Linked DNA regions of Homo sapiens: region 2 is linked to region 1. Evidence: read pairs that join two places in POLR2A ChIA-PET (ENCODE). Cell type or tissue: IMR-90. All regions are shown on one strand. Links, peaks and the distances in the headings refer to the core of each region. The heading gives the core; the rest is flanking DNA.

Region 1 (15,735 bases), core at 3,231-11,230:
TTACTGTATTAGTCCATGCTCACACTGCTAACAAAGACTCACCTGAGACTGGGTCATTTATAAGATAAGAGGTTTAATTGACTCACAGTTCAGCTTGGCTGGGAGGCCTCAGGAAACTTACAATTGTGGTGGAAGGGGAAGTAAACATGTCCTTCTTCATATGGCAGCAGGAAGGAGAAGAATGAGTCCCCAGTGAAAGGGAAAGCCTCTTATAAAACCATAAAAGCTCATGAGAACTAACTTACTATCATGAGAACAGGATGGGGGAAACCATCCTTATGATTTAATTATCTCCACCTGGCCCCTCCCATGACCTGTGGGGATCATGGGAACTACAATTCAAGATGAGATTTGAGTGGGGACACAGCCAAACCATATCAGGTGAATGTGTACAGGAATTTACCCATTTCTTCCAGATTTTCTAGATTGTGTGCATAGAGGTGTTCATAATATTCTCTGATGGTTGTTTGTATTTCTGTGAGGTGACTGGTAATATCCGCCTTGTCATTTCTGATTGTGTTTATTTGAATCTTTTCTCTTTTGTTCTTTATTATTCTAGCTAGAAGTCTGTCTATTTTATCAAATTTTTTTCAAAATATCAGCTCCTGGATTCTTTGATACTTTGAATGTATTTTCATTTCTCAATCTTATTCAGTTCAGTTCTGATTTTTGTTATTTCTTATTTTCTGCTACCTTTTGGATTTCTTTGCACTTGATTCTCTAGCTCTTTCAGTTGTGATATTAGGTTGTTAACTTGAGATCTTTCTAACTTTTTGATGTGTGCATTTTCTTCTATAAATTTCCCTTTTAACATCACCTTAGCTGTGTCCTGTAGATTCTGATATGTGGTATCTTTGTTCTCAAAAGTAAATAATGATATTATTTACCAAAAAGTAAATTACTTTTACCAAATAGTAAACAATGAAATTCAGAAGGAAGTCATTCAATTTACTTGTAATTGCATGGTTTTGAGTGAATTTCTTAGTCTTGATTTGAATTTGATTGTGCTGTGGTCCAAGAGATTGTTAGTTATCATTTCAATTATTCTACATTTGCTGAGGAGTATTTCACTTCTGAATGTGACCAATTTTAGAGTATGTGCCATGTGGTAATAAGAAGAATGTATATTCTGTTGTTTTGGGGTGAAGAGTTCTGTAGATATCTATCAGGTCCATTTGATCCAGGGCTGAGTTCAGGTCCTGAATACCTTTGTTGATTTTCTGTCTCAGTGATCTGTCTAATATTTTCAATGGGATGTTAAAGTATCCCATTATTATTGTGTGGAAGTCTAAGTCTCTTTGAAGGTCTCTAAGAATTTGCCTTATGAATCTGAGTGCTCCTGTGTTGGGTACATATATATTTAGGATAGTTAGATCTTCTTGTTGAATTGAACCCTTTACCATTATGTAATGCCCTTTTTGGTCTTTTTTGATCTTTGTTGGTCTAAAGCCTATTTTGTTAGAAACTAGAATTGCAACCCCTGCTTTTTCCTGTTTTCCATTTGCTTGGTATATTTTTTCTCCACACATTTCTTTTAAACCTATGTGTGTCATTGCATGTGAGATGGATTTCTTGAAGACAGCAGCCCAATGGGTCTTAGTTCTTTATCCAGCTTACCTCTCTATGCCTTTTATTTGGAGTATTTAGCCCATTTACACTTAAGGTTATTATTGACATCTGTGGATTTGATCCTGTCATCATGTTAGCTGGTTATTTTGCAGACTTGTTTATGTGGTTGCTTTACAGTGTCACTGGTATGTGTCCTTCAGTGTGTTTTCGTAGTGGCTGGTAATGGTCTTTCCTTTCCATGTTTAGTGCTTCCTTCAGAAGCTCTTATAAGGCAGGTCTTGTGGTAACAAATTCCGTCAGCATTTGCTTGTCAGAAAAGAATCTTATTTCTCCTTCTCTTATGAAGCTTAGTTTAGCTGGATATGAAATTCTGGGTTAAAAGTTTTTTTTTTAAGAATGTTGAATATTGGTCCCCAATCTCTTCTATCTTACAGGGTTTCAGCTAAGAGGTCTGCTGTTAGTCTGATGGGCTTCCCTTCGTAGGTGACCAGAACTTTCTCTCTAGCTGCCTTTAACATCTTTTCTTTCATTTAGATGTTGGAGAATCATGATTATGTGTGTTGGGGATGATCTTGTGAAGTAGCTTACTGGGGTTCTCTGTGTTTCCTGAATTTGAATGTTGGCTTGTCTAGCTAGTTTGGGGAAGTTCTCATGGAAAACATCCTGAAATAAGTCTTCCAAGTTGGTTCCATTCTCCCCATCTCTTTCAGGGACACCAATAAGTCATAGATTCATAACACCAAGAGTCACAGATTCATATCTTTACATAATCCCATATTTTTTGGAGGTTTTCTTCATTCTTTTTCATTCTCTTTTCTCTATTCTTGTCTGCCTGTCTTATTTCAGAAAGCCAATCTTCACGCTATGAGAGTGTTTCCTCCACTTGGTCTATTCTGCTATGAATACTTGTGATTGCATTATTAAATTCTTGTGTTTTTTAGCCCTATCTGGTCAGTTACATTCTTATTTTTACTGGTTATTTGTCTGCCAACTCCTGCATTGTTTTACCATAATTTTTAGCTTCATTGCATTGGGTTTCAACATACTCCTGTAGCTCAGTGAATTTCTTTCCTATCTATATACCGAATTCTATTTTCTGTCATTTCAGCCATCTTAGCTCAGTTCAGAACCCTTGCCAAAGCAGTGATGCAGTTGTTTGGATGAAAGAAAGCACTCTGCATTTTTTAGTTTTCAGACTTCTTGTGCTGATTTGTTCTCATCTTTGTGGGTTTATCTACCTTCAATCTTTGAGGTTGCTGATTTTTGGATTTTTTTCTTTTATTCTATTGGACAACCTTGGAGATTTAATTGTGGTATAAGGTGGATTCAGCTGACTGACTTTGTCTCTGGGAGATTTTAGGGGGCCAACCCTCAGCTCCCAACTGCTAGACTGCATGCTCCAACTCTGGGGGACTCATATTCGGCCCCAACTTTATTATCTGGCTCTTCAAGGTTTGGAGTCCACTGTGCTGGGAGGGCCAAGGTGCAGCAGCTGCAGCAGAGTGCTAGCAGACGCAGGGCTGCCTGCCATCCTGTGGGCATCCACCACAGTGGTGGGGGCAATGCAACCAGGGGGTACAGAGGGCCCCTGCTGGAGCCTATGTGTGCTGTTGCACTAGAAGTGGTGTTGGCTTGGGGCAGGATGCTGACTAGCTCAGGCCTGGGTGCCTTCTCCATGCCCTGCAAGCAGGATCACTCAGGGCATAGAAGGATCCATTGTTGTCTGCACAGTGTTAGTGCAAAAGCAGGGCTCTGGTGAGGGTGGGGCTTGCTGGCTCTGTGCCAGCCAAGGCTCCCTGCAATGGTGGTTAGTGAGTGAAGGGGAGTGGACTGCACTCTTGCATCCTGATGGGCAAAGTAATGCAAAACCCACCTGTGAAGACACACACCAGCAAAGTGATATGAGGAATTGATGTGGGCTTGGGGAAAGCTGCAGTATGGGGAGGGGGCATACAGGCTGGTGTGAGGCCATAGGGGCTGGCTCACTGGAGCTCTGTGCCAGTCAGGTAAGGTCTGCCAGTACAGAAGCTATGGTGTGGGCCCCCCGGGCACCCAAAACTGCTCTGTAAGCTGGCATGACCAGGCTGGGGCCCTGGGAGAGGCCAGGAGACCAAGGGGTGCTCAGGTCAGTCCAACCCCGTCTGATGTCCAAGACCACCCTGCGGAGATCAGAACTGACAATTCCCCTAGGGCTAAAGTCTCCTATGAGAGCAATTTGAGCTTAGGGGGATGGCTGTCCCTGACCGTGCTCCACTACAGACACTCCTGCACCAAACCCTCTGGGCTTCACATCAGCTGGCTTGCCATCCCACCACTTCTCTAGGCAGCTCTTGCTGCTACCTCAAGTGTCATGTGGTGGTCGAGGGTTCCCCTCCTGCCGGGGTTCTAGAGGCCTGTGGCAAGAAAGAGTTTCTCCTTGCCAATTGAACTCACCAGTTCCCCTGGAGCTGTTGTGGTTCAAAAATGAGTCCCAGTGTGCAATGGCCCATGCAAGGTCGGTGCCTTTCCTCTGAAGATCTGAAAGTTCTGGCCTTTTTCCAGCAGCTCTAGGCATCTATCCAAGCCAGTATTACCAAGATGACTGAGAGTTCTTGACTCAAGCCTACAGAAGACACTCACTTTGCCTCTTTTAATTTTCAAAATAATTCTGTGCAGATATAATTACATTAATTTTACAATGCAAATATTAATGCCCATGTTAGTTGCTTATGGATACTAAACTAGCTTAAAAAAATACCAGATCTTCTCACAACCAATTCAGTACTTATCTCCTATCAACTAAATAATTCCACTTCACTGTCTAAAACATTTATAGGATTTCTTTAAAATTCCATTTTAAGCCTAAAGGCTTAATAAAGTACACATATATTTTGGAAAGTATATACACAAGCTCTCTTATAGCCTCCTATCCTTACCAGGGAGGTAAATTAAATCCCTGGACCACTGGAACTTAGATTCAGTGAAAGGACTTTTCAGGCCATACAGTGATATTGGGCTAGCCCAATGCCCTTCTTTCTCAAAAGGAAAACAAGCCCAAGAAGGTGAAAAGATATGCTCTGGATCCTCACATGGCCATTTCCTTACAGAAAATAAGAATTCTAAATATCCTCCCATGCCTAATATGACTGAGATTTAGGAAGAGATTTGAGAAGATATTTGCAACATATATTACTCGTGACATAGAAACAAGAGCTCATTACTTTTTCCAGCTAACTCATCCCCAATCACCAATATCTTTTTGATGAGTAGTGTAAAAAAAAAAACCAACAACAAGAAATTGTTGATGCTTTAAACTACTCTTCAAACAAAGTTTTAAAGCTATAGAGAGAATGGATATTAGCCCTTTGTCAGATGAGTAGATTGCAAAAATTTTCTCCCATTCTGTAGGTTGCCTGTTCACTCTGATGGTGGTTTCTTTTGCTGTGCAGAAGCTCTTTAGTTTAATTAGATCCCGTTTGTCAATTTTGGCTTTTGTTGCCATTGCTTTTGGTGTTTTAGACATGAAGTCCTTGCCCATGCCTATGTCCTGAATGGTATTGCCTAGGTTTTCTTCTAAGGTTTTTATGGTTTTAGGTCTAACATTTAAGCCTTTAATCCATCTTGAATTAATTGTTGTATAAGGTGTAAGAAAGGGATCCAGTTTCAGCTTTCTACATACGGCTAGCCACTTTCCCCAGCACCATTTGTTAAATAGGGAATCCTTTCCCCATTTCTTGTTTTTGTCAGGTTTGTCAAAGATGAGACAGCTGTAGATGTGTGGTATTATTTCTGAGGGCTCTGTTCTGTTCCATTAGTCTATATCTCTGTTTTGGTACCAGTACCATGCTGTTTTGGTTACTGTAGCCTTGTAGTATAGTTTGAAGTCAGGTAGCCTGATGCCTCCAGCTTTGTTCCTTTGGCTTAGGATTGACTTGGCAATGAGGGCTCTTTTTTGGTTTCATATGAACTTTAAAGTAGTTTTTTTCCAATTCTGTGAAGAAAGTCATTGGTAGCTTGATGGGGATGGCATTGGGCTAATATCCAGAATCTACAAAGAACTCAAACAAATTTACAAGAAAAAAACAAACAACCCCATCAAAAAGTGGGTGAAGGATACGAACAGACACTTCTCAAAAGAAGACATTTATGCAGCCAACAGACACATGAAAAAATGCTCATCATCACTGGCCATCAGAGAAATGCAAATCAAAACCACAATGACATATCATCTCACACCAGTTAGAATGGCAATCATCAAAAAGTCAGGAAACAACAGGTGCTGGAGAGGATGTGGAGAAATAGGAACACTTTTACACTGTTGGTGGGACTGTAAACTAGTTCAACCATTGTGGAAGACAGTGTGGTGATTCCTCAGGGATCTAGAATTAGAAATACCATTTGACCCAGCCATACCATTACCATTTTGGGTATACTGGGTATATACCCAATGGAATATAAATCATGCTGCTATAAAGACACATGCACACGTACATTTATTGCGGCACTACTCACAATAGCAAAGACTTGGAACCAACGAAAATGTCCATCAATGATAGACTGGATTAAGAAAATGTGGCACATATACACCATGGAATACTATGCAGCCATAAAAAATGATGAGTTCATGTCCTTTGTAGGGGCATGGATGAAGCTGGAAACCATCATTCTCAGCAAACTATCACAAGGACAAAAAACCAAACACCGCATGTTCTCACTCATAGGTGGGAACTGAACAATGAGAACACTTGGACACAGGAAGGGGAACATCACACACTAGGGCCTGTTGTGGGGTGGGGGGAGGGGGGAGGGATAGCGTTAGGAGATATACCTAATGTAAATGACAAGTTAATGGGTGCAGCACACCAACATGGCACATGTATACATATGTAACAAACCTGCATTTTGTGCACATGTACCCTAGAACTTAAAAAGTATAATAAATATATATATATTTAAAAATAAAGAAATACATAAAAATAAATAAATAAAGCTAATGAGAGAATTTGCCTGGTTGAGTGTGAAACTGAGCCCCACTGAGCTGTATTACAAGAGCCAAAGGTCCTCCCCTACAGGATTTTACTGTGACTGCCTATCAAAACTCACTTAATTAATGCCACTTACATTCTATGTAGACTTTTCAAGCAAAAATAAATTTCATCTAATGATTTTTTAAAGCTCCAATAGCCTTCACATCTACACAAATATCAGTGCTAAAAAACAGTTAATCAAGGGATATGAACCGAGTCTGAGACCATCACTGTCAAATCTTTGTTCATGGAAGCAGGTGGAGTTAGGGCAGATACGCCAGACATTCTTCCTTACTAAAAGCATCTAGTCCCACTGCCTGATACAAAGTGAGTTCTTAACAACTTTTCCTTTACTTCTGCTTAAGTAGCTTTATCCTACCTGCTTCCTGCAACTTTATCATCATGTATATAGTAATGGGCTTGTTGGTAGGGATGTATTTTCAGGCCAAGGAAAGGTTGGGAGACAAGAGGAGAAGGATGAAGATTAGTTATGTAGTTAATTGTACAGATAGCCTTATTCCCTTTAAGTTTTAAGATAGTCAAGAAAAATATTTGAAGGATGATTAATATTAACAGGAAAAAAGGGAAAGAGAATCAGTAAATAAACAAAAAGGAGAGAGATGATGACAATGACCACGAGTTCTTGACCAATAATATTAATAACCATCTATTCAGGGCTCCTATTTGCTAAGTGCCGAATACATTCTTATCTCTATCAGGTACTCATAGACTCATTTTGCAAGTGAGAAAAGGGGTTGAGTGGAGGGCCACAGAACTGGAATGTTTTTGGAGTTGGGATTTGCCTACATGCTTTCCACCATTCCATTATTCCCAAGGCTTTTTAGAAAAACAGAAGTGGCTAGATAAAGGGGAGAAAAAAGGAAAAGGAAGGTATTTAGTTCTCCATTTGTACTCCTCTGGCCTCCTGCTGGTCATTTCAGTCAGGGGATGATATGGAGACCCTGGTAAGTCCCATTCAGGCACCCACCCCCCCAAAAAAAGTAGCTGTTCGTGTTCATTATTCATGTTGAAATTGATAAAGAAACCAAGGGTTTTAATCACAGCAAAGAGAAACTGTTATTCTTTAGCTAACAGTACTCAGCTAATGCTGGACCAAAATTATAGGAAAATATATATAGCATAAATGAGTCATAAAAACTTTGAGAGTCACATGAATGTATGAACATTCTCCACAGGCCTTGTTTATGTAATCATGTATCTACTTACATGGGTGTGTTTATCTTAGCTTTTCCATGTGGAACCCAGCTTGCTGTAGACCCAATCTCTTTCTAAACAGTGAGTAATCAAAAGGAATTCATCTGTGAGTAACTTCACACATTTATTATAAGATGTTAGAGTGAGGAACAAGGTGGTTTAAATGATAGCATAAAGTAACACAATTCCCAGAGTTTTAAGTCCAGAAAAAATTCAAGAGTCAGGTCTGTGGTGAATCTCTCAAGCAATAAAGAAAATGCTTTCGTTTATAGACCAATTGACATCAGAACTTGGAGAAAAGAATCATTTCACTTTATAATGCTGGAATTTGAAAGATATGGCATTAGAAATTGACAAAGTCTTTTTATGTTTAATTTTATTTAAAATCTCCATCTTCCAGGGAAAACAACCAGGTTTCAAGTGTCATTGTAAAAATTGACATGCCCTATGTTTGATTTGCTATGTAAATCACACTCCCAAACAAACATTTTCTGACAGTTCAAACTCATCGTGGCAGCTCCCAAGCAGAGAGGTCAACTAATAAGAGATAGTCTCTTCCCTTTTTTATGCTAGCTGTAAAATATTCTGGGTATCACCCCTGCATACATTCCAAACCTAGAAGCATACTATGTGTTTCAAATTTATCTAGACTTAGATATCTGTCTAGATATGGTAGTCATTAGCCAAACAAGGCTAAATTAATTAAATCCAACAAAATTAAGAATTCCATATTCCTGTCTCACTAGCCATATTTCAAGTGTTCCATTGTCATATGGGGCTAGTGGCTATTGTATTTATTGGCACATGGTTATAGAATATTTCTATCATTGCAAAAAAAAATTTTCTTCATCAGTGCTTCTCTAGACAAGTATCTTCCCTTCACAAAGATGGAAATCTGTTTTTAAAGATACCTTGTTGGAAGGGAGAACAAGAAAGCAATCACCTTACTTCCTCTCCTACAATTTAAGAACATGAGACTCAAGAGGTTAACTGGCTTTGTTAAACTCAACACCAGTTAATGAGAGAACCAAGACTAAAGTCCACCTTTCTTGCATCATGCTCATTCCCAGGCTATTCACAGGGTCGTTTCATTAAATGCTATGAATAAATGGTATATTTGAATGGCCAAGATATTTTCCAACCATCTTCAGTTCCTGACTCCTATAAGATGAAATTTTCACAAGTCTCCAGGCTCTTTCATTTCTATTTCTACTTCTCTAGGTATATACCACCATCACCACTATCATCCTTTCCTCCTCTTCAAACTCAAATCCAAGTTAGCATAAACTCTCCTGTAAGCTCCTTTCTAGGGTTTTCTAAGCCAAAACCCAGACTCTCTCCCATAAATCCATGGTTCCAGATCTCATGCTCCCAACCCCAATCCTCAAGCTGGTAGCCTAAACCAGTCATATCCTGGGAACCTGCCCACCCACTACATCCCTATACAGCCCTTCTGGTAGCTTCACCTCAGACTTTTGAGCAGAGGCCTATTCTGAGTCCCTGAACAGTATTGATGGAGGGGTGATTCCCTGGACAATTTTCTAGGTAGTCACTTCCTATCCCAAGCAGCAAAGAAGGGAATGAATCTCAGGCCTGTGAAAACCATGCTGCCACTGTGCAGCAGCTTCTTGGGGGTAAGAGATAATATCCTCACTTGTCTCTTAGGTCGTTCCATAGGCTAAAGCTGGCCTAGCCAAGAACTTGTATCAGGTACTGTGAAATTATGAAAAGTTGTTTCATTGTCTATCTTCAAGTAATATAAATGAGAGAGTAGGTTTTATTTTCATAAAATTAAAGATTACAGAAATGTTGTTCAAATTAGAGCTTAATCACACAGGAAAGAATGCTTAAAAATAAGTTCCAGATACATACACACTCCAGAAGGGTTATGATGTTTGCACTTTGGGAAAAACTTAAAAAAAGAATGCTTTTTATAGTTGTCTGTAAGAGCCTTTTCTTTGCCAACAAAACCTTTAAAAATTATTGTTATTCATTCCTATGCTTTTGAATGGTAATTTATATTCAGCATATCTGAAATAATCACAGTTAAAAGGAAATACCAAAATTGGAGTCAAAGCCATCTCCTCCAGGAAACAGAATGTCAAATACCTTGGAGTCAGTGGTAGGAGAAATAAAACCCCATCTCCTTCAGCCAAAAACATTACATAGAAACATAGACATAGAAGCGGAGGAAGAAAGGCACAAATGTAGAAGACATACTTTGGCCTTCATTCTATGAAGCTCCTGCTTCTACCACCCACACATCAGACCAAGACACACCTTTAAATATGTAGGGAGGGAGGGGAAAATTTTGTCTTGTCGGAGCTCACAGTCAGTTGCCCAAGGCTGAACATGAATAACCACTCCAAGACATGCACTGACAACCCACATTTCCTGCCTTTGGTGTCAGCAACCAGAGACAGAAGGTATTTATTTGCCTACTTCTCAAATTACCAGCTGCTTGATCTTCCACAAAGTACTGAGTCTTGAAGAATCCGTGTTTCTATTTGTAGCAAGGTCACGATAATACTAAGCTCACAGGAATTTTATAATAATTAAATGAGATAATGTATGCAGAACGCCTGGCACAGGGAGGACCTCCCCACACAACAGCTGACATTCCTTTTTGCAATTATATGCCCTTGACAAAGGTAAGGTGCCATTAGCAACCCTCACCATCTAGTCTTTGTTTGTGTAGAAATAACCACATTTGGAGCATTTAGAAGGTCCACGCTATTTCCCAATGGGTGCAGATGACATTTGACTAGACACAATATCTGGCCTTGTACCCCTTTCTAATCTCCAAACTTTCAACTCCCAATCCAAGCCAGCACTACTGAGCCCTCAGGAACTTCATAAAAAAGAGGAAGTCATTCTTTCCCAGTTTGTAATCCCTCTGCCAGGCCCCAACTTTATCACTTGATGATTAAGAACAGCTCTCTCTGCACCCCAGACTCTACCCAACTCTAATATAACTTGCTATCTGCACCTTCCCAAATCCCCAGTTTTTTGCAAGTGCGCATTATAGTCCACACCAATGTTTCTGTGCCTTCAGGAAAACACCAGACTCCTCTACCAAAGAAGCTTTACAGTTAGCTTGACTTATTTACCATATCAACACAAAACGCAGCCATCAGAGGACTCACAGAAAGAATACAAATACCTAATGTGGATGACGGGTTGATGGGTGCAGCAAACCACCATGGCACATGTATACCTATGTAACAATCCTGCACGTTCTGCACATGTATCCCAGAACTTAAAGTGTAATAAATATATATACATATACAGCAAAAAGAAAAAAAGTAAAGAATACTTAGTCTCTTTCATTTGCAAGTGCAAGTGGAGACAGAAGGAGAAAGGCCTAAGGGAGGATATGAGTGGCAAGTGATACTTATTTTCAGGGTCAAATTTCAGGGCCTCTGGTATAAACCTTGAGGTGAGTTGAGTGGAACAGAGACATCTGCTACTTACCAGCTGTGAAACATTGGGTAAACTAATTAAATATTTTTATCATTAGTTTTCTCATCTGTGTAAAGAAGAGAAAAGTAGCTCTCAGAGTTGTTGGGATGGTTAAATGAGATAAAATATTCTAAATAAATGAGAGCAATTACTGTCAGTATCTGCATGCCAGCACTACTACTTGGAAAAATCAGAAGTTTTGCTTCTGTTGCAGTTGGTACTCTGAAGTGCCATGCTCTTGGCAGGGGTAGAGATAACAAGGATAAGAACCTCACAGCTCCTCTCAGATACTTGTGCCAATTTCGCAGTAAAGATGATCAGGATCAAGTGGTGATTACCTCACAGTAATTCTGCACTTGGCTGCCCATTAAAACCATCTGAGAGCTTTAAAAATTCCTGATGCCCAGATGATACCCTGTGCCAATTCTCAGAATCTCTGGGAGGAGAACCCAGGCATAAGTAATTTTTAAAGGCGATGCTAATATGCAGCCAACAGTGAAAACTGTTAAAATCATTAAATGGGAGCCATTAGACTGAGGTGATTCTCACACCCTGAGTTCCTACCTAAGCAAATAGAAACCTAGCTCAGATTCATTTCCTGTAAGGGGCTAATTTAAAAGAAAACAAAACTTCAGCTCAGCCAATCACAGGAGGCCAACTAACCACTACTTATATTGTCTGGACCTTCCCACCAGGACAGTCCAAGTAAGGCAATTGCTCAAACTTTAACCAATCGAATAATTTATTTGCTCTACTTCCACATTCAACCTATTAAATCCTTCCCTTTGTGCCTCTTGGACAGAGCCCTAAATCACTTCCAGTTTGGAGCTGACTGATTCATGAATTGCTATCTGCTCAAATAAACTCTTTAAAATGTTAACATGCCAAAGTTTATCTTTTAAGAGAACCATAGTTTCAGTGTCTGCCTTAGGAGGATAATACTCTTATTGGGGTTTCTAGGGCTTTCTGTTTGTAGCTCTATTATCATACCTGCCCCCTTCTAGGTAATCATTTTTAAGTGTGCTCCAGTGAATGCATATACCCTCACAAGACTGCTCAAGAACAGGGACCATGGTTTATTCATCTTTGTACTACCAGTGGTGGTAATATGTAATAATGATAATGGTGATGGAAGCCAGCTTTCATGGAGCACTAGCTCTCTGTGCCTGGCATTGGGCTATGCTGTTAAAAAACATTCTCTCATTTAATTCTCTCAACAAACTGTGGGGTAAAATGCTATTGTTTACCTCATTTTACACCTGAGGAAACTGAGGCACTTACAGTGTATAAAACTTGCTCAAAGCTATACAGGTAGTCTGATGGCAGAGCTTATACTGTTTTCCATGAAGTTATAGAAACCTCCATACCATAGTGTGGCCTTAGAGTGGGACTTTACCAACAAAAATAACAACAGTAGCAATAGCATCACCTACAACTTATTGAGTGCTCCCTCTATACCATGAGCTATGTTGATCCCTTTACCTGCTTTATTTCATTTAATTCTCAGCAAAAAAAAGCCCCTATAACACAATTCCTATTATTATTCCCTTTTACAAAGAGGATATTGAAGCTTAGTAAGAGGTTAAATAACTTCAAATGTAGTCATTCAGACAGATAGATTTGAACCTAAGTGTGTCTGGTTTTTGTCTCTTAATTACTAACAATACAGCATGCATCTGTTAATTTACCAATGGGTGAGTAAAAGAACAAATGAATGAATGAGCGAATGAATAAATAATACTCTAAAGTCTCTTTCTAGCTTTACCTTCTTTATCAACATTCCCAGCAAGCATTTCTGATTTATAAGAAGCTTAACTCCTCTTATAGGTTAAAGGAGGAAAAAATAGCAGTGTACTAGTTCTATTTAGGGGAAGAAGAAGGGAAAATCAACATGAAGAAAATGAGTCTCTGCAAATTCCCAAAGATTTGGAGCCGAAGCCAATTTGTTAGTTTGCAAATGAAAACGTTGTCTCCACTTTTCACTACTCTGTTTCATGCCTTTAAAATTCAAACAGGAGGATTAACATCTGCTATGTGTATTGGAATATCAAGAGGGCTGTGAACGCGAAACAGAAAATGTACTGGATATTTTCAAATGTTTCCGGTTGCCAGGCAACAGTTTTCCTGCTTTCCAAGCATCGTGGCTAAATCACCTGGGCTTCAGCTCTAGGGAAGTCTTGAATTAAACTTCTAGCTATAGGCTATGGCAAAGTATTGAAACAGAACCACAGAAGATGGCATTTAATTTTACACTGGTTTTCTGAGATTGTCACTAGCAGCAGTCACTGTCAGTGCTAGGTCAATAGCAAAAGACGGGTTAACACAATGTGGATTTTTTAAGACTGTTTTATATACAGTACGATTCCCTAACTCAAACATCAGAAAGGGCACATCTGAAATGGTAAAAAGTATAAATTGCAGAATATTATGCAGAATGGAATTTTGTTCATTCAGTTAAGTTCAGTGACTTCAAATGAACTCACAAAATTTTCAAGTAGAAATTTTGTTTTAGTGGAAGTTGAGAATTTTTAAAAATTAACACATTAAGACACCAGTTTAGGCAATCCTGGTATTTGTTTCCCAGTCTTCCCCAGATTTTATTTGTACTGCTCATTTAAGCCATTCTATGTACATCTTGTTTCATCTCCACTACAATTCTGGGAGAAAAATATTTTCACTGATTTTACAGATAAAGCAGCTGAGATTGTATGGATAAGGTCCCTGTGCAAAATATAGTTAGGGTCCAAAAACTTTCAGAGGAGCCCAGGATCAACAGCAATTTATACCGAGCACTTAAATCTCAGTCTAAGCTCTGGAAATGCACATTTACCTTCTCTGAACTCTGAAGCTCCTGTGTGTACCTATCCATTCAGATAACCTCCCATCCCTGGCAGGTAGCCTCCAGGGACCTGAAGTAATATAGTTAACCAAAAATTAACTATATTAATTTAGTTAATATAAAGTTTTATTTTTTCCCTACCACTGGCAGGAGGAATCCAAGGCATGAACTAAATGGCACCCTCAAGCCACTGGAGTCAAGCAGGGGCTCACTTCAGCTCATTCTCAGAGCAAGGCCTTTTCAGGGCCCAGAGGTATATTCACTTCTGAACTTCCCTTGAGGTTTTTTTCTTCTTTCCCCATTGTAAGAAAGTACTACCTTGAACTACCCATATTCAAACCGGGGAAAGGAATGCAGGGCAGTCTAGGACTTTGGAGAGAACCTTATTGGGAAGACACAATTCTCAGGTGCCTTATTCCAAGCCTCAGACCTCAATAATCCTAAATTCCAGATTTGCATGCCAGCTAGAAGAAACCAAACTTGTGTTTCTCCTCCCCAACCTATAGGAACCCCTGTTTATAGAGGGCTATAACTAAGCCCAAGGCCTGGAGGCAGGTTGTTTTCAGAGGTTTCCCCCACTCATATGTGTATGTGTGTGCGTGAGTGTGTGTGCGTGTCTCTGTGTATAGGAGGAGGCCAAAGAAAAGCCATTATGCAGATGAAAGCCATTTAAAACATTCAAATTCTCCCTAGTACTAAATGGGGTAGAAAGCACCTTGAAAGTTTTCCTTGAGGCTCTTATTAATTTTATTTTAACATTAAACCTCCTTATAGTATTGATATTTTACTTCAGCCTCGTGATCTGAGGTCCTTCTAATGCTTCTTCTGTTACATCCATTATGCATTCATTTGTTTACTCAACCCACATTTAATATTTGCTGAGTGCCTACTATACGGAAGGAGCTGGAGACACGGGGCTGAATTGAATGGACATGGGTTCTGCCCTCAAGGAGATTGCTATCAAGGGGACATTAACTGAGTGCTTGCTCTGTTCCAGGAACTATACCTATCCGTTTATATAAATAGTTTATTAAGTTTTCTTTGCATCAATTCTCATAAAAATCACCTGAGGTAGATATTATGATTAATATTCTTTTTACAGTTGAGAAAAAGTGATGAGAAAATGGCACTTGCCAATAGTCAGTCAAAATTCAAGCCAGGGTATTCCAGAGCACAAACTCTTTACCACCATGCCATACTGCATTTATTTTAATTGTGTATATTTGCAAATATTTTAGTTATAAAGATTAAATATCACAGTACAAGTAAAAACTCTTAATATTGTGCCTGGCATTTGGTCTGCAGCAATTTGTTTTTATTCTTGCATCCTGCACAGAGAGAACTTAACTAATCCTGAGCTCCCAAAACTTCTACCATACCCATCACCCCTTAATATAGCTCCAGACAATCATTGTGGCCTTGCGCTGTCTCTCCCACCAAGACAGATTTCTACCTATTCTTTAGGAACCAAGAGACAAGATTTGGTCATAAGACACTAAGAACGCAGGATAAGAACCAACTTCGGAATTAAATTTACTTGGGACTGGGAGCAGTCTCAGCCAGTAAAGCCACTTCCTATACGAAACCCAGAGAAAACAGAGTCTTCAGAACAGTCCAAAAGCCCCAGTTAAAATTAAAGTCAGG
Region 2 (15,735 bases), core at 3,336-11,335, 59 kb before region 1:
GAATTAATTTACACTCCCACTAACATTGTAAAAACATTCCTTTTTCTATGTGGCTTCACCAGCATGATCAAACTATCTTTGTTTCCTATTTTCTTTTCTTGAGGTTAGGAGTTCCTGTGACACAGGGATGGGAAGAACTGTCTTATGACACAGCAGAACTTGGACACTGGAAGGGAGTGGTGAGAAGGTTCTTCATTAGTATCTAATAACATTTAGAAGATAGTTAATTACATTGGTCTTTAGTTTCCCCAATCTATAAGGTGAAATTATAGAAAAAGAAAATTTGTGAGGTCCCATACCTATTGTTCTAATTCAGTAAATGAATGTAAATGGTCTAACACAAGTGAAATGAAGGTCATACAGGGATAGATGGTTTATGAAGAAACCACTAACAAACTCATGGGGCAAACCTGGAGATACTAGGTAGTCACAAGCATGGTAGAAGAAACCCAAGGCTCATAACAAACCCTGCATATGGTAGTTATTTTCTGTCTCTGATAGACCATTCTCCCTTTACAACATCTTACTGGACATGTTCCTACTTGGGTGTTCTATAAGATAAATTCAAACTTATTAAGTCCCACAATGATTTCAGTATTTCTGTCAATCCTGAATCTTCTAATACTTCTGTTTTTATTGAGGAGTCCCAGCACCCTCTTAGTGATACAGCTTTCAGATTTACTAAACTCCTTTCTGTTCCTGGACACTCATCTAAACAGGGCTCAATCCTGCTGATTCAACTGCCACAACTCATAGCAGTTACGTCCTCTTCACCATCAGCACCTCGATTCAGACCTCTCTGTGGATTTCCACAATACCTAATTTGCGGCCTCACTTATTTTCTCTGTCTTCCAGCCCATTCTGGAAATAGCTACCAGAGTTATTTTTCAAAGGACAGGGAAAAGTCTACTATTCTTAAACACATTTAATTGTACCCTTTAGCCTGTGTGTAAAATTCAAACTCCCCAGACTGTTTTTTGAGATCCCCACAACCTCATTTCAACCAAACATTTTTTGGTTCATTTCCTTCTAATCTCTTTCAGATACACTCCTAACTTACTGAACTGCATGGTCCTTTCTTTATATTTTCCTGTTTTTATTCCCCTCTAGATTGCTTTCCCCATTATCTCTGCATGTCTGAATCTACTCTCGTATCAAGGCACCAATAAAATGCCACCTCTTCTCTAAAGCTTTTCCCCATCCTCCTGCTGGAAGCAATATTTTCTGCCTCCAAACACCTACAGTGTTTTACCTGCAATTCTCTTATGGCACTTCTCACTTTTTATGATAAAATACTCACTAAAAGACACTCTTGACAAGAATGTAAGCTTAAATAACTAATGTAGTGTCTTGTATATATTTTGGCCCCAATTCATATGTATTGAGGTTGAAGTCTCATCAGAGGAGACAGATATGAAAGAAATTACATTTTGACCAGGAAGTATTTTCTTAGATAGTAGAAAGAACATATCAATTAGAGGGGTTGTTTAGATGGGCTGTTCTGGTACAGACTACCAAATGCTTGTAGACTTCTTTCATACAAGCCTTTTAAAATAGCATTAGTCAATCATTTCCTTATGGATATCCAAAGACTTAAATTGTTAAATAGATTTTTTAAACATCCATGTAATTTATATTTACTCTAGAAATATAGACCATTGACTTAAGGTAGGTTTCTACATTATGCAGTGGTAGCTACAGATTTCATGTGTTAGATGTCTTTCTACTCTTGTTTGTTTTATCGGTTTTAGCTGTACTAGAGTTACCCTTGAATAGATTTTTTTTAATTTCTATAAATCCAAGTAACATCTTCAAATATTGTTTGCTGCTTATGACAGAAGCAAAGCCATGTTAAAATAATTCCAGTTGATATATATGATCTGTTTTATACACCTTGTAATGTATTAAAATCTTGACATTAATTATCTCATTTAAGTCTCACAGCAATCTGATGAGATCATATCACTATTTTCCAGATGTGAGCATTGAGGCACAGATATGTTGAATAAATTATCCAAGGTTAAACAGCTAATAAGTGAAAATCACAGAAAGAGAATCAAAGTAATTTGACACTGGAATCTACCTACTTGATCACTATACTGTACTGTCCATTGGCTGTGGAGTTAGACAAGGATTAAATCCTTCCTCTGTTATTTACTACTAGTTGTGTTATCGTGAGCAAAGTATTTAACCTCTCTGAGACTCATTTCATTATCTACAAGATGGTTAAATAATACTTATATGACAAAGTTATTAATAAAAATAAATAAAATAATATCTATATAACCCAAATCCCAGGGTTCTTCATCCTCAGGAGTAACTTTCCCCTTTGGGAAAAAGGGCTCTTCTCAAACTGATCCTAAATGGTCCATTCCCCTGTTGCATGTTCCTTTCTATTCTTCCACTCTCTGTGAGTTATCACTCACTTCTCAGGCCTCTTGGAAATTTTTTTAAAAATGGGATTCACTATAGCACATCCACACACCTACGTGTGCCATGTGGTTCTATACAACATCAGAAGGACATTTAAAATTAAATGGTTTTTTCAATTTTTAAATCAAGTTCTTAGTTTGCATGTCTTGCATAACATCCTTCTATTATTTCTGTATGGAGTGAGGGATGGAATCAGTGTGAGCATGTATTAACCTCATGGCTAAAAGTAGGAAAGAAAAAGATTTCCTCATACTGTTATGTATGTGTCTAGTACAATGTCTGACACAGAACACATGCCAATAAATATCAATGTTTTCCCTTGTCCTAGAAAAAAAAAATGCCATGAAATATTAAAATTTATTTTCAACCTCACATTCTTGTGGACTTTATATATCATGACTTACTACAACACAATGAAATGGGCACAAGACGCTACTATCTCTATTGGTAACTGTATTCGTCCGTTTTCACACTGCTGTAAAGAACTACCTGACATTGGGTAATTTGTGAAGAAAAGAGGTTTAATTGACTTACAGTTCCACAGGCTGTACAGGAAGCATGGCTGGGAGGCCTCAGGAAACTTACAATCACAGCAGAAGGCAAAGGGGAAGCAAGCATGTGTTACCATGGAGGAGCAAGAGAGAGAGAGCAAAGGGTGAAGTGCTACACACTTTTAAACAACCAGATCTTGTAAGAACTCACTCACTATCACAAGAACAGCAAGGGGGAAATCCGCCCCCATGATCCAAACACTTCCCACCACGTCCCTCCCCAACACTGGGTATTACAATTTGACATGAGATTTGGGTGGGGACCCAGAGCCAAACCATATCACTAAGTCTCTATGCCTTGAAAATTTTCCTCTTTTTTTGTTTATATATATTTGAAAACTCATCTGGACTAAAAGTTAATTATTTGACAACCAAAAATTAATTCCCAACTCATGAAGCCAAAATTCTCATTTTTTAATAAAGTTCAACTTATTGGTTTTTCTCTCATAGATTGTGCTTTGGGGGTTGTACTAAAAACTGAGAACCAAATCCAAGGTCACCTGGATTGCCTCCTATGCTTATTCTAGAAGTTTTGTAGTTTTGCATTAAGGTCAATGATCCATTTTCAGTTAAATTTTTTTTTAAGTAATAAGGTCTCTGGGTCTGTGTCTAGGTTCTTCTTTTTTGCATATGGAGATCCAATTGGTCTATTATCATTTGGTGAAAAGACTACCTTTCCTCCATTGAATTGTCTGTGTTCCTTTGTCAAAGATCAGTTGAACATGTTTCTTTGGGTCTGCTTCTGGACTCTGAATTTAGTTTTAATGATTTATGTGTCTATTAATTTACCAATACTACACTGTCATGATTTCTTTAACTTTACATTAATTTTTGAAATCAGATAGTTTCAGTTCTCTAACTTTGTTCTTCTTCAGTATTGTGTAACTGATTGTAGATTTTTGCTTTTTTATAAGAGCTCTAGAATCAGTTTGTCAATATCTACAAAACAGCTTCCTGGAATTTTGACTGATATTGTGTTAACTTTATAGATTAAGTTTGAAAGAATTAACATCTTAATATTAAGTCTTCTAAATCAATAAATGGGGATATCTCTACATTTATTTTGATTTTTTCAAAGAGTTTTGTAGTTTTTCACATATAGAACCCACACATATTTTGTCAGATTTATACTTAAGTTTCACTGGTGCAATTTTATGTGATACTATTTTTTTTAAATTTCAAATCCATTTGTTTATTGCTAGTAAAAGGAAAGCAATTGGCTTTTATATATTAACCTTTTGTTCGGGGACCTTGCTATAATCACTGATTTATTCCAGGAGGGTTTCTTGTTGATTCTTTGAGATATTCTGCACACATAATCATATGTATGAATAAAGCTTTTTTTTCTTTTTCCCCACTTTGTATGCATTTTATTTCTTGTTTTTACCTTACTGCAGTAGTTAGGACTTTTGGTACAATGTTGAACAGAAGTAGTAAGAGCTAAATTTTTTTCCTTGTTCCCTAGAGGAAATGTTCTCTTTCTCTTTAACATCATGCCAATTCTAGGATTTCTGTACATGTTCTTTTCAAGTTGAGAAAGTTCCTCTCTATTCCTAGTTTGTTGAGAGTTTTTATCATGAATGGGTAAATCTTATTTTTAAAAACTTTCTTTTTAACTTTTATATTTCATCTCAATATGTTTCTAAATTATGCTTATTTATCCATTTTATTTTTATACCCTTAGTTTCTAAACTGGTATAATTAAGCCATCTGGAGATTTTTATAAGACTTACTAAATAGCTAGGATTTTGCCCCCAGGTAAAATAAATTACTGCAATCATGTGTAATAATATACAGCAGTTTATTCTAAGTATCTCTAAGATTTGTTTGGGGAAAAACAATTCAGATAGAGATTTTGTTTTATACAAACATGACTTTCAGCAAGTGATTACTACAGAAATACACATATGGGATATTTTGACATTGGGATTGTAAAGGTCAAATGATGGAAATAGTCTCCAAATAAAAAAGCACAGATTTCTCCTTTTCTAAAAAGTGTTTATTTATCCATAAGAAATGGGGTGAAAGTAGAATGAAGATCAGAGTTCTAACCAGGCTTATGAATTAAGTAGTTGTGCAGTCCTGGACAAATAAGATGACACCTCTGTGGTTCTGTTCTCTTATGTGTCCAGGGAAATGACAATAACACCCACCACCAGCACCACCCTGTGCTCCCCACCTTCCTCACAGTATTAATTCAATACTAAGCACAACAGTATGTATGAAGCTACCTTTTATAATTTTCAAGTGCAATAGAAATGGAAGATACTAATATTATTAGAAGTGCAAGTTAGGGAGAAGATGTTCTGAGATCCTCTCATCAGGTTTTTATACATAAAGTCCATCATTAATGCAATTTCATTTCCTGGGATTTCAAATTTTTTGTTAAACTCCATTGCTGGGGTGAAAATCTTGCAGTGTAATCAAGACATTAAAAACTGAAGTTTTCAACTATATCACCAATTTAAAATTTGGCCTGATCATGGCAGCATGCAAATGCAGTTGTTGTATCATTTGGTCTTATTTGATCTACTTCTTCATCATTCAAATGAGGTGACTGGTCATTTAAGGGGATTCATGGCAGTGGATTTCAATCAGAAGGTCAAAACAATTACCTGTTTTAAATGTTATGGAAATAACCAGCTTCAACTTTCCCCACCTGCAGAAGACGTTTGACACAGCAAGTTGTTTGTAGAGTCAGTTATTCTTTTACATAGCTGACACTGAGCTCCAGCTATGTGCTGGGTGGGACAAGGTCCCTTTGGTACACAATAGCATAGAATACAACTCAGCAATAAAAAGGAATGAACCACTGCATGGAATAACCTGGATGAACCTCAAGGAAATTATGCCAAATGAAAATAGCCAATCTCAAAGGATTGATTCTTAGTGATTTTATTTATGGAACATTCATGAAATAACATAATTATGGAGCTGGAGAATGGGTTTGTAGTTGCCAGGGGTTAGGGATCATAGTGGAAGGGATAGAAGTGGTGACTATAAAGATGTCAGTCACATGACAGAGTCATGTGATGATGGTACAATTAAGTGTCTTGATTGTAGTAGTGTTTACATGAGGCTAAACATGTGATAAAGTTGTATAGCCCTATATATACACACACATACATGCATGTATAACTGCTGAAACCTGAATAAGCTCTACAGATTGTAGCAGTGTCCATTTCTTGGTTTTTATATTGTATTACAGTTGTGCATGACACTAATGTTGGTAAAGAGTGGAGGAAGGGTGCATGAGACTTTCCTGTGCATTTCTTTGCAACATACTGTGAATCTATAATTATTTCAAGATATTGATAATCTTGTCAAAAAAGATAAGTTCACTGCTCTCCAGGAGCTAAAAGTCAGGCATCCCTGATCTCCCCAGCCCACAGGAAACAGTAGGTTCCAGTCATAGAAATGCCCCAAATTTCAAACCCTCTAGCCTGACTTTCTTAGGGACTCGCCCTGTTGTTTCTAGGTACTTTCAAGGATTCCTCACACACGTTGCCTTCTTCTTCCTCAATCTACATTGCCTGTTGTGATACCACTTCCCAGTTCTCAGAGCTGTCTGAGAACGCCAACTCTGTCTTCAATATCATCATCCCTCAAGAGCTTAGACCTTGCCCATGGAACTACCAGAAGGATATAGAGGCATATGCCAGTCTTTTCCATCCCTTTTCACACTTCACACCTTTAGATATCCAATCAACAGCCTTCTCACAGACCATGTCCTCTGAGGCAAACCAGCACATTAAATACTCCCCCAGTTCCACCATGTCACTAACTGTACCTGGTTTCCAGAAGTCCTTTTGAGATCTGAAAGAAATGATAATACCCTCCGAGCAAGGCAAAAACAAAGTACTCCACCAGAATGCCTAAATCAGGGAAGGTTCCCAAGAAGGTGGTGCTTGACTGGGACTTCAAGATACAGGAGAAACTCTCTAGATAGAAAGGAAGCAAGAAGGAACTCCAGGCAAAGGGCACCAGTGTGCAAAGGCACTGAGAGAGCACATTTAGCCAAGGAAGAGAGGTGGGTCATTATTGGAGTGTTGTTGGAGAGGGCCAGGTGGGGAAGATGTGAATTGGACCACAGGGCTGCTGATTTTCAAAGTCCATGTCCTCCATGGCGCCATGTGATAAGTATCATAGCCAGACACAACTATATAAGAACCACTGCACTCTGTCACACTAAGGGCTTACACTCATCCTGAGACACCTGGAACTCCACCTGCCTGGCTTAGCAGGCCCTCTGCAGCAGTGCTGCATCTGTGAGATGATTGAGGAAGGCTAAGATGGGGCCACTTAAGCTCCAATGTGTTCACAGATTGTCCTTAAGCTAAAGACATGTGTATGTGTGCATCGTCAGCTTCTCCTCTTAGCTTTGCATCAGTTTCTGCCATAGACCCATGCTTTTATTTTCGCACTACCCAAAATTGTGAGGCAGAGTAGCAGGCAAACATGGTGTTACAGAAGAAATAGCGAACTTGGAGTCACACAATCTCAGTATGAACCAAAGCTCTACATCCCTTACAAGCTACATGAATTTAGACAAGTTCATTTTGTAGAGCTTTAGTTTACCCACCTATAAAATAGGGATAAGAATGTACCAAACCGAACTAGATTAGATTAAATTGAGTTAAATGAAGACATGTATATGAAAATGCCTTTCAAGGTCCTTAGCACCTAAGACATAGGTACTTGTTTTTTAAAACGTTGCCTTCTTTTTCTAATGGTAGTTCCCCTCCCTTGTTTAAGATCCAAGATTTTTTTTTTTTTTTTTTTTTTTGAGATGAGTTTTGCTCTTGTTGCCCAGACTGGAGTGCAATGGCGCAATCTCGGCTCACAACAACCTCTGCCACCCGGGTTCAAGCGATTCTCCTGCCTCAGCCTCCTGAGTAGCTGGGATTACAGGCATGCATCACTATGCCCAGCTAAGTTTGTATTTTTAGTAGAGACGGGGTTTCTCCATGTTGGTCAGGTTGGTCTCGAACTCCCAACCTCAGGCAATCTGCCCGCCTCGGCCTCCCAAAGTGCTAGGATTACAAGTATGAGCCACCGCACCCAGCCTAAGATCCAAGATTCTTATGTTTTCTCTCCTTGCCTTTTGTACTTAGAATCCTCTGAAAGCAAACTCCTGAGACAATGATTCCAGTGCCATTCATTTCTTTGGCAGGGGAAATAAACATCTGTAAGGGGGATGCAAATTCAGTCCAGGAAGGAAAGGCAGTCAATGAAGGGGAAAATATCAAGCTAGCTACCTCTATGGGCCACTGATGTGCAATCCCACCAGGGCAGCCCTGGGAGCCAGTGTAGGAGAATGGCTCAAAGAGAGTGGAGGTATCTATTCATTCACTGGTTAGGGTGCTCCTGGATCAGTGTTAGTGGCACTTCCGTTCTGCCAACCCAGCCACAGAGCCGGTTCTGGGGGCCTGAGAAAGCCCTCAGGCAAGACAGACCAGTGCTCACAGCAGGCAGTTGGAGGCTGTACTCTGACTGAGGTGGGGAGGGAGAGCATATGGGTGAGGCACAGCATGAAAGGGTCTGCGAAACATATGTGTCCAAAAAGCCTCATGTGCCTATTACCTTTTAATGGAATAAAAAGTATTAGGCATTTAACAAATCTGATAGAATGTCTAGTGCTGCTTGAAGGGGGACAGGAGTTTTTTGTGGTCCTCCTGGAATCACATAATGAGGGCACATATTTTTTTCCGCTTAGAAGTAAGGCAGACCCTCGCGTCTCACATCCATCTGCATACAGTTACCTGCATCCATGGTTATCAAGAGAAACGTCTCATCTGAACACAAGAAAATGTAGCTTGGAACAAAAAAGGTGACAGTGTCCAGAGAAGTGGGCCTGAGAACATTTATTTCCTGAGGCTATCTGTGTCCCTGCCTAGATGATAGTCCTGGAGAGATAGTTTGAAGATCACAGAGAAATCAAACAGCTGTAGGGGAGAGCCCAAGGTTCATTTCAATCTGTGCTGGGCAGTGGACTCTTAAGGACTCTGGAAACAGGCAAATATCTGACAATGGCTCAACCTCCATGACAAAGGTTTTGATGAATCATCAGCACATTAATTTGTTTCCTCTACATTATAAGCTTGGTTTAACTGCCAGCTTCATTTTGGCCCAAACTTAGTATAATTTAGCTATGCCAGCCAGAAAAGAACAGACTGAACCTCTCAGGGACAAAGGGCATCTGTTTCTCTGACTTATAGGAAGATAAAAGGGAAACAGCTGTGGGGCCAGAGATGTTGATGTTGTAGTCCAGGGAAAGCATGACACTCACTGTAAAGAAGTAAGAACCTGCTATTGTAAGCGAGGCTGAAACAATCCTTTCCGACCAGCAGGTCTGAGAATTAGTTAGGACTACAGAAGACAGGGTGATGGAAGCATTCTCTGGCATCAATCTCCCAAGCCACAGCTCTGGATAGTAAGTTAATAGTGTGTCGTGCTGTTAATGAACTTGGTCTGTTCCTGGTGACAGAATTCATTAAAGAACATTTATCCTCCACTCAATAAGGAGAAAAATGACTTCAATAAAATCTATGCCAGCTCTACAGATAAATCGTCTTTATTAAAAAAGCATTTTCAATAGTAAACTTCATTATACAGCCACATAATTGATCTCTTGAATCAACTTCTCCATATATAGTATTGTTGGATAAATGCTAAGAAGCTTTAAGAAAAATAAGTATGATCTTATAGCTATACTGTAATTGAAAATAGATGCAATAAAAAAGACAGCTATGAAGTATGTTTATATGTTGATTCTGCTACATCAATTTATAATCTATCCAGTTCTAACTTAAGTCTCAGCTTGCCTGCTGCTGGACCTCTCTGGTTTGCACGTCTGCTAATGCCAGTTGTAAGGATAAATATGCTTCCTAGCCTGTCAGAAAGACCACTGCACAGGCTGCAACCCTTTATAAGACACAAAGTTCTCCTTCCAAATTAAAAAAACAAACAAATAAATAATAAAATAAAGGGAGAAAATTCCTATTAGACAGATGAAGTTCATTACCTGTGTGCTTTTTTCCATATTTCTCTTTTTAATTCTAGACATACACTATGGACAAAATTTGCAGACGAAAATAAATGAGAAAAAGAGTTTAGTTGCTTTCTACTAGAATTTAGCAATGTCTTGTGATTACTCGCCTGTTTCCAGAGCCTTAACAGAGTGCACTAGAATCATAATAACCTGAGTTAAAATCCTAAGTCCACCACTTATAAGCTTAAAAAAGTTATTTAAATTATCTGAACCCAAGTTTTATCATCTATAAAATGCAAATGAGAAAGGCTACCCCATAGTGTTTTGTTGATTAAATGAGAATACATGTTATTTACCTATAGCACATTAAGTACTTAATAATAGTTAAGTAGGCTTCCCTTCATGATTTTTGGATAACCAAGGCAGTTTTATTTATTTATTCATCAAACCTTTACTGAAAATCCATCATGGTCCAGCAGTAATGTTTTAGGTTGCTGGGATATAGAAAAGAGCAACGTGGACACGATTCTGGACATACTAAAATATAGTAGGACATATAATCGTAGAACAAATATTTGCTAACAATTCATGAAAAATAAAGGTCTCATTTTAAGTCAAATGATTACAGATGGTTATTACTTTCAAACATGAGAATATCAGTAATGTTTTGATATAATTATATATAAATAATTAATTTCATTTATACAGTACATATTGTCTTTTCTTTTTTCTTCTGACTTCAAGTGCACAACACTGAATTAATCACATTTCTTAGCTCATGACACACTCTCATCAAGTGCATGCAGAGCCCTATTTTTCCCTTTGTTCCTTACCAACACTCTTATTCTTTGCACCATAGGTATCTACACTAAAGAATTTAATATTCTACTTTCACACATTCATTCAGAGCTCTATGTATTCTTGAAATATATGTTCCCATATATGATATACACAAAAATATTATGTCATAAATAAGTTGTTTTACCAGGCACAATGGCTCACGCATGTAATCCCAACACTTTGGGAAACTGAGGCAAGAGGATCACCTGAGGCCAGTAGTTCAAGACCATCCTGGGCAACATAGCAAGACCCTATCTCTACAAAAAAATTAAAACATTAGCCAAATGTGGCAGCATGCACCTGTAGTGCCAACTACTTGTGAGCCTGAGGGGGAAGATTACTTGAGCCCAGGAGTTCAAGGCAGCACGCTGTGAGCTATGATCATGCCACTTTACCCCAGTCTGAACTACAGAGTCAGAGTCTGTCTCTTAAAAACAAAACAAAACAAAACAAAAACATAAAAAATAAGTCATTTCTTTGTTCTCTTAACACTTCTTGAGTGAACCATTCTGTTTTTATGTAAACCTAACTTGTATTCCATGGAATGCATAGATTGCATTTTACTTATCTGTTAGCCTAGCTGGACATTCAATTTGCTTTCTTTCCTTGCTGCCGTAACAAATAAACATCAACTCCATATAAGTCTGTTAAAGATTTTTTGGTTTATAGACATATCTAGGCACCAGGATTTGCATATTTAATGTCACTTATAGTTTGCTGCCTCATTTTCCAATTCCCCATGTCCTTGGCAAAGCATGGCATTATTTGGTGTGCTAATATATGTTATTTGATGGATGTGGAGTGGTATTTCATTGTTTTTTGAATTTGCACTTCTCTAATAAGTGTGATGTTGCTTATATCTTAATGTCATTATTCATCATAGACATAGGTAGCTCATTCTCTAAATTGCCTAATCATGGTATTGCCCATTTTTCCTAGGTTTCCTGCCATTTCTTACAGATTTGTAATTCCCTATATGATTTAGATGTTAGTTTCCTTTATCTGCTTTACATTTTGTAAGTAACTTGTCTTAGTTTTTCATCTTCTGATAATTTTTCCTGTGTTCTCTTTCATTGAATATAATTTTTGTTTGGATGTAAATCAGTTCATCATCTTTGCTCTTTATGTTTTAAGCTCTTTTAGTCTTGTTCAATAAATTCTTCTCCACATAAAAACTAGAGATACTCATAAACATCACCTTCTATTCTTTTCATATTTTTACTATTCTTGTTTAGAAGTTATTTCAATTAGAAGCTTTTTGCATATTATGTGAGGTAGGGATCCAGCTTTATTTTTTTCCATATACTGCAACAGTTCTCCCAACATCATCTATAGAATTTTTTTTCCTCTTTGGTAGAATTCGGCTGTGAACCTGTCTAGTCCTGGGCTTTTTTTTTTGGTTGGTAGGCTATTAATTACTGCCTCAATTTTAGAATTTGTTATTAGTCTATTCAGGGATTTGACTGTTCCTGGTTTAGTCTTGGGAGGGTGTATGTGTCCAAGAATGTATCCATTTCTTCTAGATTTTCTAGTTTATTTGAGTAGAGGTGTTTATAGTATTCTCTGATGGTAGTTTGTATTTCTGTGGGATCAGTGATGATATCCCCTTTATCATTTTTTATTTGTATCTATCTGACTCTTCTCTCTTTTCTTCATTAGTCTGGCTAGCAGTCTATTTTGTTAATCATTTAAAAAAAACAGCTCCTGGATTCATTGACTTTTTTCTCCTTCAGTTCTGCTCTGAGCTTAGTTATTTCTTGTCTTCTGCTAGCTTTTAAATTTCTTTGCTCTTGTTTCTCTAGTTATTTTAATTGTGATGTTAGGGTATTGATCTTAGATCTTTCCCGCTTTCTCCTGTGGGCATTTAGCGCTATAAATTTCCCTCTAAATGCTGCTTTAGCTGTGTACCAGGGATTCTTGTACATTGTGTCTTTGTTCTCATTGGTTTCAAAGAACTTATTTATTTCTGCCTTAATTTCATTATTTACCCAGTAGTCATTCAGGAGTAGCTTGTTCAGTTTCCATGTAGTTGTATGGTTTTGAGTGAGTTTCTTAATCCTGAGTTCTAATTTGATTGCACTGTGGTCTGAGAGACTGTTTGTTATGATTTCCATTCTTTTGCATTTGCTGAGGAGTGTTTTGCTCCCAATTATGTGGTCAATTTTAGAATAAGTGTGATGTGGTGCTGAGAAAAATGTATATTCTGTTACTTTGGGGTGGAGAGTTCTGTAGATGTCTATTAGGTCCGCTTGATCCTGAGTTTAAGTCTTCAATATCCTTGTTAATTTTCTGTCTCGATGATCTGTCTAATATTGACAGTGGGGTGTTAAAGTCTCCTACTATTATTATGTGGGAGTCTACGTCTTTTTGTAGGTGTCTAAGATCTTGCTTTATGAATCTGGGTACTCCTTCTGAACTACAGGGACTTCTCCCTCACTCATTTCATGAGGCCAGCATCATCCTGATACCAAAACCTGGCAGAGACACAACAACAAAAAAAAATTTCAGGCCAATATCCCTGATGAACATTGATGCGAAAATCCTCAATAAAATACTGGCAAACCGAATCCAGCAGCACATCAAAAAGAATATCCACCGTGATCACGTTGCTTTCATCCATAGGATGCAAGGCTGATTCAACATAGGCATATCAATATACGTAATCCATCACATAAACAGAACCAATGGCAAAAACCACACGATTATCTCAATAGATGCAGAAAAGGCCTTTGATAAAATTTAACACCGCTTCATGCTAAAAACTCTCAATAAACTAGGTATTGATGGAACGTATCTCAAAATTATAAGAGCTATTTATGAAAAACCCACAGCCAATATCATATTGAATGGGCAAGAGCTGGAAGCATTCCCTTTGAAAAACAGATCAAGACAACGATGCCCTCTCTCACCACTCCTATTCAACATAGTATTGGAAGTTCTGGCAGGGCAATCAGGCAAGAGAAAGAAACAAAGGGCATTCAAATAGGAAGAGAGGAAGTCAAATGGTCTCTGTTTGAAGATGACATGATTGTATATTTGGAAAACCCCATCGTCTCATCCCAAAATCTCCTTAAGCTGATAAGCAACTTCAGCAACATCTCAGGATAAAAATCAACGTCTCAGGATACAAAATCAATGTGCAAAAATCACAAGCATTCCTATTCACCAAACAGAGAGCCAAATCATGAGTGAACTCCCATTCACAATTGCCACAAAGAGAATAAAATACCTAGAAATACAACTTACAAGGGATGTGAAGGACCTCTTCAAGGACAACTACAAAGCACTGCTCAAGGAAATAAGAGAGGACACAAACAAATGGAAAAACATTCCATGTTCATGGATAGGAAGAATCAATATAGTTAAAATGGCCATACTGCCCAAAGGAATTTATAGATTCAATGCTATCCCCATCGAGCTACCATTGACTTTCTTCACAGAATTAGAAAAAAACTGCTTTAAAGTTCATATGGAACCAAAAAATAGCCCATATAGCCAAGACAATCCTAAGCAAAAAGAACAAAGCTGGAGGCATCAAGCTACCTGACTTCAAACTATACTACAAGGCTACAGTAACCAAAACAGCATGGTACTGGTACCAAAACAGATAAATAGAACAATGGAAAAGAACAGAGGCCTCAGAAATAATGCCACACATCTACAACCATCTGATCTTTGACAAACCTGAGAAAAACAAGCAATGGGGAAAGAATTCCCTATTTAATAAACAGTGTTGGGAAAACTGGCTAGCCATATGCAGAAAGCTGAAACTGGATCCCTTCCTTACACCTTATACAAAAGTTAACTCAAGATGGATTAAAGACTTAAACATCAGACCTTAAACCATAAAAACCCTAGAAGAAAACCTAGACAATACCATTCAGGACATAGGCATGGGCAAAGACTTCATGACTAAAACACCAAAAGCAATGGCAACAAAATCCAAAATTGACAAATGGGATCTAAATAAACTAAAGAACTTCTGCACAGCAAAAGAAACTGTCGTCAGAGTGAACAGGTAACCTGCAGAATGGGAGAAAATTTTTATCTATCTATCTATCTGACAAAGAGCTATTATCCAGAATCTACAAGGAACTTAAACGAATTTACATGAAAAAAACAAACAACCCCATCAAAAAGTGGGAGTTGAACAATGAGAACACATGGACACAGGGAGGGGATCATTGCACACTGGGACCTGTCGAGGTTGGGTGGCTAGGGGAGGGATAGCATTAGGAGAAATACCTAATGTAGGTGACAGGTTGATGGGTGCAGCAAACCATCATGGCATGTGTATACCTATGTAAAAAACCTGCACGTTCTGCACATGTACCCCAGAACTTGAAGTATTAAAAAAAAAATCATGTATTTTTTTCTCCAGTGATTTGTGAAGCTATTTTTAACACACATCTATGATACTGTAATATGTTTTAATGTTTAAATTTAATTAATTTAATAATGTTACGTATTTAATATTGTAAGGTAATTTCCCCTCTTTGCTCCTTTTTTTTTCTTTCTTAGCTATTTCTGGACCTCTAGTTCTCTATATACTTTTTTTTTTTTTTGAGACAAGAGTTTTGCTCTTGTCGCCCAGGCTGGAGTGCAATGGTGCAATCTCAGCTGACTGCAACCTCTTCCTCCTGGGTTCAAGTGATTCTCCTGCCACAGCCTCCCGTGTTGCTGGGATTACAAGCATGTGCCACCACGCCTGGCCATTTTTTTTGTATTTAATAGTGACGAGGTTTCACCATGTTGGTCAGGCTGGTCTCAAACTCCTGACCCCAGGTGATCCACCTGCCTCGGCCTCCCAAAGTGCTGAGATTACAGGCGTGAGCCACTGCTCCCAGTCCTCTATATACTGTTTTAAGTCAACTTATTAAGATTACCCTAAAATTTTTGCTGGTATTTTAATTAAATTTA

Evidence for each region. Peaks named below come from ENCODE experiments on the same cell type or tissue, not always from the same donor. Only the 100,000 strongest peaks of a DNase experiment are listed, where the experiment ranks them.
Region 2: POLR2A ChIA-PET joins it to region 1 with 5 read pairs; 2 of 35 experiments call an interaction of 5 or more read pairs at or near these places.

Annotation. Positions count from the first base shown.
Region 1 is chr3:178,695,948-178,711,682 of GRCh38, forward strand. The region is part of intron 1 of KCNMB2 (potassium calcium-activated channel subfamily M regulatory beta subunit 2); the gene reads left to right. All of the region lies in intron 5 of KCNMB2-AS1 (KCNMB2 antisense RNA 1), which reads right to left. Among named protein-coding and RNA genes, the nearest start is that of KCNMB2-AS1, 160 kb to the right of the region's middle. RefSeq lists an enhancer at 11,735-11,944. In IMR-90, for the core only: a CTCF peak has its summit at 7,507; DNase peaks (open chromatin) are centred at 7,834 and 10,204; H3K27ac peaks cover 1,046 bases.
Region 2 is chr3:178,637,299-178,653,033 of GRCh38, forward strand. The region is part of intron 1 of KCNMB2 (potassium calcium-activated channel subfamily M regulatory beta subunit 2); the gene reads left to right. The region is part of intron 5 of KCNMB2-AS1 (KCNMB2 antisense RNA 1); the gene reads right to left. Among named protein-coding and RNA genes, the nearest start is that of KCNMB2, 110 kb to the left of the region's middle. In IMR-90, for the core only: no CTCF peak of the experiment used is centred there; no DNase peak of the experiment used is centred there.